Regions from separate parts of the Homo sapiens genome. Here region 1 is linked to region 2. A link is an interaction called in ENCODE POLR2A ChIA-PET data of the cell type or tissue named here. Cell type or tissue: MCF 10A. All regions are shown on one strand. Each heading gives the region's core, and the rest is flanking DNA. Links, peaks and the distances in the headings are about the cores only.

Region 1 (4,396 bases), core at 186-4,185, 64 kb before region 2:
CAAAGGGCTCATTCTCTCTGTCCACAAAGAAGAGGTCATATGAACACACAGTGAGATGGCAGCCACCCACAAGCCAAGAGAAGAAGCCTCAGAATGAAACCTACCAGGCTGGTACTTTGCTCTTGAACTTCCCAGACTCTAGAACTAGAAGAAGTAAATTTCTGTGGTTTAAGTCACCTGGTGTGGTATTTTGTTATGGCATCCTGAGCTAAGACACCTAGATTGTGGCCTCTGAATAGCATTTCCCAGTGACAGGAACCAGGACTCCTTGGAGAAATGACTGAGTCCAAGTCCAAGGAAGGAAATGTACAAGAGCCTAAAACTTCTTGTTATACTAAAGCTGAAGACTACTGGGATAATGTCAGAAGGACTGAAGAACTAATTTCAATAAGCTTCCACCAGCTAAAAATGGGGCAATTTGAGGATAAATATAAAAATAACCACAATGGGCCGGGCGTGGTGGCTCACGCCTATAACCCCAGCACTTTGGGAGGCCGAGGTGGGTAGATCACCTGAGGTCAGGAGTTTGAGGCCAGCCTGTAATGGTCTTTCCAAACACAAGCCTGGTCTCTTTAGTAGAGACCAGATGGTGAAACCCCGTCTCTACGAAAATACAAAAATTAGCCGGGCATGGTGGCGGGCACCTATAATCTCAGCTACTTGGGAGGCTGAGGCAGGAGAATCACTTGAACCCAGGAGGCAAAGGTTGTAGTGAGCCAAGGTTGCGCCATTGCACTCCAGCCTGGGCAACAAGAGTGAAACTCTGTCTCACCAAAAAAAAAGAAAAAAAAGAAAAGAAAGAAAAGAAAAAGAAAAAGAACCACAATGGATTAAAGTGCATCAAACATACTTAAATTCATGAGTTTATAATGATATTGAACGAAACAAAACTTTATTGGTCACTTTTGGAAGATTCAAGAAAACTACTCATTACTTGAAAAACTGAAAAATAATGGGAAACAAGCATTTATTCTGCCTCTCCTGTATGAATTGGACCTCAAGATATTCAGATCATAAATAAGAAAAAAATTCATTTTAGAACTATTCTGACTAATAAATGAAGAAGGAATGGTAGAACTAGCATGTCACCATTTTGCACCCCCTAATAAATGAAATAATAAAGATAAGAATCAACAGTAATGTTAACTCCATGAAAAGAGGGACAGGCAGGTGTTATGTACCATCTGAGCACCCCCTATAATGCAGTCTTGTCATAAACATAGAACCTGAGTCTGATCAAGTCTCTAATCTTACTACGTACCGGTTTAAAAGAAACGCAGGGAATAGCATGGTTAAAGGACACCATGGGAGACAATAATCAAAATCTAGACTCTAAGAAACCCTACAGGACATACCACTTAGTGTCTTTAAATATTTATATACCAGAGAGAGAGAGACAGAGAAAGAGAGAGAGGAATATTTAAGAGATATAGCAACTAATCACAGTATACTTTTGAATCTCAATTCTAACAAACAAGCTGTAATTCCAATAACAAAACCTTTATAAGACAAATCAAGGAAAAGGGAGTACCATCAGTTCTGCTATAACACAACATGTGTGTTCCTAAAATTCCTTGCACTATGCAAAATTCCACAATAGGAACCATGAGGCTTATGGGAAAATGGAGTTAGGGGAACAACGCTTGAAAACTTCATCAGTGACACATTTGAAAAAGAGAGAGAAGTGCTAATAAAAGAGGCAGTGCAGTTTTACACATGTTAAGTGGTTAAGAAAAGCGTAGGTGCTGCAGCCGGGCGTGGTGGCTCACGCCTATAATCCCAGCACTTTGGAAGGCTGAGGCGGGAGGATCACGAGGTCAGGAGATCGACACCATCCTGGCTAACATGGTGAAACTCCGTCTCTACTAAAAAATACGAAAAAAAGAAAAATTATTCGGGCGTTGTGGCAGTCACCTGTAGTCCCAGCTACTTGGGAGACTGAGGCAGGAGAATGGTGTGAACCCGGGAGGCAGGGCTTGCAGTGAGCCGAGATGGCACCACTGCACTCCAGCCTGGGCAACAGAGCAAGACTCTGACTCAAAAATAAAATAAAATAAAATAAAAAATAGAAAAGCATAGGTGCTGCAATAAACATAATACTTAACCCTCAAAAAGCCCAGGAGATTGCTTACGCAAGTCGGGTCTTACAGCTTGTGACGTGATGGAAGGAGGGTGATCTGGCATCTGATAGAATGTTGTAACAACAGATGTGCATGTGTGACTCATGATCATTGTAGGGAAAAGAAAGAGAGATCAGACTGTTACTGTGTCTATGTAGAAAGGAAAGACATAAAAGACTCCATTTTGAAAAAGACCTGTACTTTGAACAATTGTTTTGCTGAGATGTTGTTAATTTGTAGCTTTGCCCCAGCCAGTTTGACCCGACCACTTTGACCCAATCTGGAGCTCACAAAAACATATGTTGTATGAAATCAAGGTTTAAGGGATCTAGGGCTGTGCAGGACGTGCCTTGTTAACAAAATGTTTACAAGCAGTATACATGGTAAAAGTCATCGCCATTCTCTAGTCTCAATAAACCAGGGGCACAATGCACTGCGGAAAGCCACAGGGACCTCTGCCTTTGAAAGCGGGGTATTGTCCAAGGTTTCTCCCCATGTGATAGTCTGAAATATGGCCTCGTGAGATGAGAAAGACCTGACCGTCCCCCAGCCCGACACCCGTAAAGGGTCTGTGCTGAGGTGGATTAGTCAAAGAGGAAAGCCTCTTGCAGGTGAGATAGAGGAAGGCCACTGTCTCCTGCCTGCCCCTGGGAACTGAATGTCTCGGTATAAAACCCGACTGTACATTTGTTCAATTCTGAGATAGGAGAAAAATCGCCCTATGGTGGGAGGAAAGACATGTTTGCAGCAATGCTGCCTTGGTATTCTTTACTCTGCTAAGATATTTGGGTAGAGAGAAACATAAATCTGGCTTACGTGCACATCCAGGCATAGTACCTTCCCTTGAACTTCATTATGACGTAGATTCTATTGCTCACATGTTTGTTGCTGACCTTCTCCTTATTATCACCCTGCCCTCCTACTACATTCCTTTTTGCTGAAATAATGAAGATAATAACCAATAAAAACTGAGGGAACTCAGAGACCGGTGCCGGTGCAGGACCTTGGTATGCTGAGCACCGGTCCCCTGGGCCCACTGTTGTTTTCTCACGTTTTCTCACCTTTCCAAACGTGTCCATGCCTAGAAGCTGGAGACCCCATCCACACTGCAGTACCAGGGATTCTTCCTGGGCAGTGTATAGCAGGTAAGTGTATCTCGCTGCCCAAGGCTAGCAAAGAAGCACCTAAAACTCAGCAGATCCCTGTCTGAATTCCATCTCCCTTTAATCCAGCCCCCACCTCACCTCCAGCTTTCTTATTTGTGGTCATAGCTTTCCATCCCTAGGGAATACTGGCAATTCCCTCAGGGTATTTCAGCCTCCTCTCTGACTCCCTTCTTGGACACACCCAGTTGCATGCACACATGCCTACTAATAAAGATAAATCACAAAATTCTTTCTTTTCTTTTTTTTTTTTTTTTTTTGAGTGAGCCTGGGTCTCACTCTGTCACCCAGGCTGGAGTGCAGTGGTGCAATCTCGGCTCACTGCAACCTCAGCCTCCCGGGTTCAAACAATTCTTCTGCCTCAGCCTCTCAAGTGGCTGGGACTACAGGCACGCACCACCACACCAGGCCATTTTTTTGTATTTTCAGTAGAGACAGGGTTTCACCGTGTTAACAGGATGGTCTCGATCTTCCCACAAATCACAAAATTCTATGAATTCTACCCCCTTCCCCAGTGTTCTCACATTTCTCTCCTTTACTCTTTTATTCCCGCTCCTTTAGTTCAAGTCATCATTTCTCCCTGCACCATTTTAATTGCCTTTTGTTTTCACTTTCCCCACTTCCAATCCAATCCAGTCTCTTTGCTGCAATCAGTGGGATTTTAAATACAAATCTGTTACTCCCCCATTTAAAATCTCCCCTGGGTCCCGTTTCCAGTCTCCTAGAGGACGAGATCTATATTCCTTTGTGCCATTTATGCATCATCAGTTCTTCTTGGACTCGTAGCCTCCCCATTCCTTCCTGCCCCTGGGGGTCTGCTCACCTGTGCCCTTTGGTCTGATGCCCATGCTAGGCAAAGGGAACGGAGTGGCCACGACTCTCACCTGTTAAAATCCTTCGCATCCTCCAAGGCCTATCTCCAATGATACCTACCCCAGAAAGCGTTCCTTATCTCTTTTTCTTCCCACCCTCAATCAAAACCTCTGCCCCTCTGCCTGTCCACAGCCCCTTGACACAAACCACCTTCCACTTTGCAGGTAACCATTTGTGTCCTGGATGTCTGTCCACCCAAGAGGCCATGACTTTGCAAAGGCAAGGCAAGGGCAGTGCTGG
Region 2 (4,396 bases), core at 138-4,137:
CAGATGAACACTGAGGTTTGGAGCAATTTGGAGACTGCCCTCTTGCATTGACTGATTGCTTTCTATACCTGCCACCTCTGTCCTTTTCAGCTCCTCCCCTATAGCAACTCCCTCCCCAAAGCTCTCCAACTCATCCCCAACACCAGACAGCATTTTCTTGAACAGGAGAAGCTGCTTGGGCCTTTTTGCATGGTGACCTATTTTCCTTTCCAAAAAAGAGAATCAAAATCTAGTCCTTGTTCAATTTTGGTAGAAAAGTGGTGGGTGTGGATTGTTTTCAGGAAGTCTTCTATGAGCCTCAATCCTCTCAATTCAAGTCAGTAAACAAAGATGGAGGGGACAGAGTAGACAAGGGGAGCTGAAGGAGGGAAAGGTGAGGAGGCAAGTAGGCCCACACACCGCACACCCCACGCTATGCTACATGATGTTAAAAATATGTAAATGAATAGTGGAGTTGGCTTCCCACTGGACGCAACATTTGAACAGTGCCTTGAATAACAAGTAGGATTTTTCCAGAAAGAAAAGCTTTGCTGGGTGCAGTGGCTCATGCCTGTAATTCCAGCGCTTTGGGAGGCAAAGGTGGGAGGACTGCTTGAGCCCAGGAGTTTGAGACCAGCCTGGGCAACATAGGCAGACTTCATCTGTATAAATAAATAAATAAATAAATAAATAAATAAATTAGCTGGGCATGGTGGCATGCACCTGTGGTCCCAGCTACTTGAGAGGCTAAGGTGGGAGGATCACTTGAGCCCAGGAGGTTGAGGCTGCAACGAGTCATGATCACGCCACCACACTCCAGCCTGAGCTACAGAGTGAGGTCTTGTCTCAAAAAAAAAAAAAAAAAATTCAAAATGAAAGACAAGCCCATTTGTACCATCTGAAACATTTACTGTGTGGATTTTATATGGAGAAAGATTCTGCTTGTGTGGTTTGATAGAAAGGAGAAGCTGTGATGGGTAGAAGTAGAAAAATGATGCTCCTTGCCCATGCATGAGGTTTGCCTGATGACAGCAAAGTGTGAGGTTCCTCCAACCCTGAGAATTGGGAGGACAGAAAGGAAAGAGGAAGGTTGCAACAACTTCCCATTGGGTAAGTGCTGTCGCTACAAAATCCACCCCTGCAAATGCTTGCCAGTTTAGTGGCGTATGCTGAAATTGCACTTTTATTAATTTAACGAAAGCTACAAGAAAGTGGTGTGGAGATGCAGTGAGCAGAAGGGAGGGAGTCTTGTGCCAGGGAGCTGGAGACTTGCTTTTTAGCCCTGGCATGTCCTAGCTTCACGACCTTGAGCAAACCGTCCTTTCTAGGTCTCAGTTTCCCCATTTGTAAAATGAGAGGTAAAACTCAGGGGTCCTGCAGGTAACAACTGTGTGTGAGACATCAAGTAGTGGCAGCATTTGTGAAGAACTGGAGAACATGTCATAATGCAGCTATAGAAGCTCAGAATTTAAAAATCAACTACTGTGTTGTTCAAACAATACACAGGCGGCCAGGCACTGTGACTCATTACTGTAATCCCAGCACTTTGAGAGACCGAGGTGAGAGGATCACTTGAGCCCAAGAGTTCGGGATCGATTCTGGGCAACATAGCCAGACCCTGTCTCTATTTCTTTAAACAAGATATAAGAAGAAAGAGAGAGAGAAAGAAAAAGAGAGAAAATGCATGGGCAGCGCAGGCTAGATTTGGCCAACAGAACCAGTCCATAGCTCCTGAACTAGATGAATTTCATTTTCATTTTGAACAGATCAAGGGGGATCTCACCTGCTGAAAATAATACTGTCAGTCCTTTCATAAAGTGAAAAAAATCCCTTTAATAAAGCAAACACATTCTTTTGTTTAGTTTTATTATTCAAGACCATCTTTTATTTTAGTTGCTTAAACTGAGGTCCAAAGAATGAAATATTTCAAAGAATGGAACCTAGAGGAATGTGGTCTTAAGTAAGAAGTTGTTATTCCAGCTGAGGGGGGTTACCACACAGAGGGGCGGAAAATCTTACCCCCAATGCCTATCCAGAGGGGAACAGAACATCCAGTTTTTTCTCCTCCCTTTTTTTAGCCTTGAAAGCAAATGATCTAATCAAAGTATATTTACACAGGGATGATTCACTTGTGTTCTCTTATGATGTCAGAATATTGCAATAGGGAGGAGTTTAATTCACAATTGATTTCCACACTCCAGTGCGTTACTACTGAAGATGTGTCTGTAGCTGTTTATAGCATGAGACAGAACCTATATTAGGAGCCACTGCCCAAGACCAGGAAATAGGGGAGCAGAGGACGCATTGGTGGGAGGACCCTGTGCTTCTGCTCCAGCCGGGCTGCTCAGCACAACGTGGCACAGCAAGGGCAACTCTCCTTCCTCAGGGTCCTCAACTGGAAAGGAGAGGACAGAAAATCTCTTTCGTTGACAGCTCTTTGATAGACCTGCTTTATTTGTGGACTGTGGGGTCATGTGATTTCTGCTCAGCTTCATCACAGTGTATGTTTAAGAAAGCAGTTGATGCATTTTTAAAATTTGTATAACTTTAAGGGGTACAGATGCAGTTTTGTTACATGGATATATTGTGTGTGTAGTGGGGAGGTCTGGGCTTTTGGTGTAACCATCACCTGAATAATGTACATTGTGCCCATCAAGCAATTTTTTATCCCTCACCCGCTCCCACCCTTCCAAGTCTCCAATGTCTATTATTCCACAGTCTATGTCTATATGTACACATTATTTACCTCCCATTTATAAGTGGCAACATGCAGTACTTGGCTTTTTGAGTTGTTTCACTTAAAATAATGGCCTCTAGTTCTATGTATGTTGCTTCAAAATACATGTTTTATTTTTTTTTTCATTTTAATGGGTGAGTTGTATTCCATTGTGTATGTACACCACCTTTTCTTTATCCCACCATCCACTGATGACACTTAGGTTGATTCCACATCTTTGCTATTGTGAACAATGCTGTGATAAACTTAAGAGTGCAGGTAACTTGCCTTTGGGTAGATACCCAGTGGCGAGATTGCTGGATCGAATGGTCTTATAGCTTGGAAATCTCAACGACATGCCTAGAAAGTTCGCTCATTCATTTATTCATTCCACTAATGCCTGGTAGGTGCCTTCTCTATAGCAGGGACAGGCTATGCTTCTGTAAAGCATGGGACAGGCTGCCATGCTTTAAGGAGCTTAGGGACTGTGTATAGTTGGCATCTCACAGCTATTGAATGTCCTAAGCCTAAATAAGGTAGAGACAGGGCTTGAACCTGGCAAATACGAGGTGGGTGATGATAGTTGCTGCTCTGATTCAAGCACTCATTCTGCAAACACAGTCTGGGTCAGGAATGGGATACTGGAATAAATTAGGTACAGACCCTGCTCTCAGAAGAGCTCCAGTCCATAAATATGGAGCTCCAGTCCATAAATAGAAGCACAATACTCAACAATTAAACTATTTCAACTGAGTGTGGCAAGTATTGTAATGAGTACGCACTGGGAAGGGGCTTAAGGAGGTCAGTGAAGGCTTGTACTATGTGGTACATTGCACATTCGTGGCCCTCTATGAGCTGCACCCCCCAGTGTTCATCTCCTGGCATAGTTCTTTCCCGTGATGATCTTCAGCTTGGCCATGTAACTAGCTTAGCCAATGGAACATCAGCATTCATTGCATGGATATGCAAGCTGAAGCTTGATAAGTACTTGCACATTGGGGCTTGCTCTTTTGAAATGCTTCTTCCTGGAGAATACCCACCATGGTTTCAGGAGACTCAATTAGCCATGTGAAGAAACCCATATTGAGGAGAATTGGGCCCCTGACTCATAGCCTCAGCTAAGCTATCAGCAGGTGGCCAGCACCAACTACCACCAACTCTGGGGCCATTTGAACCCTCCACCCTAAAACCGCAGCCAACCCCATGGGAAGAAGAACTGCCTGAATCAACCTACAGAATCATAAGAAATAATGAACTGTTGCTGTCTTAACCACTATGTTTTGGGATCGCTTGTTCCACAGCAATGGATAACCAAAGCAAGCTGAGTTCCTGACGGCTGCATGGAAGTTAGCCATCCAAGAGAAGAGAGGGCATTCTAGATATGGAGGTATGCGTATCCAGGTACTAGGCAGCTCAGTACGGTGGGAATGTGGGGTATAAGGTGGCAGTTACTGGAAATGGGGAGGCTCACCTGAAGGTAAATCTGGAGTCTGCAAGACCACCCCTCATTTTGCAGATTTGCTAAAAGGATGCATAGAACTCAGCATGTAGGTGTACTCACAGCTATGATTTATTACAACAAAAGGATCAAAGCAAAAGCAGCAAAGGGAAAGGCACACAGATGAAGTCTGGGGAAAGTCAAGTGCAAGCGAAATTGTTCTTCTCGAGAATCCTGAGTTCTTTCCCAGTGGCATCACACAG

What was found. Peaks named below come from ENCODE experiments on the same cell type or tissue, not always from the same donor. Only the 100,000 strongest peaks of a DNase experiment are listed, where the experiment ranks them.
Region 1: POLR2A ChIA-PET joins it to region 2 with 7 read pairs; 22 of 35 experiments call an interaction of 5 or more read pairs at or near these places.

The regions. Positions count from the first base shown.
Region 1 is chr2:20,500,035-20,504,430 of GRCh38, reverse strand. LOC107985856 (a long non-coding RNA gene) reads left to right here and starts at 2,907. Exons shown (of 4, transcript NR_157978.1): 1 at 2,907-3,265. In MCF 10A, for the core only: no CTCF peak of the experiment used is centred there; a DNase peak (open chromatin) is centred at 2,170.
Region 2 is chr2:20,436,426-20,440,821 of GRCh38, reverse strand. No RefSeq gene overlaps it. Among named protein-coding and RNA genes, the nearest start is that of RHOB, 8.4 kb to the left of the region's middle. In MCF 10A, for the core only: no CTCF peak of the experiment used is centred there; DNase peaks (open chromatin) are centred at 1,501 and 2,141.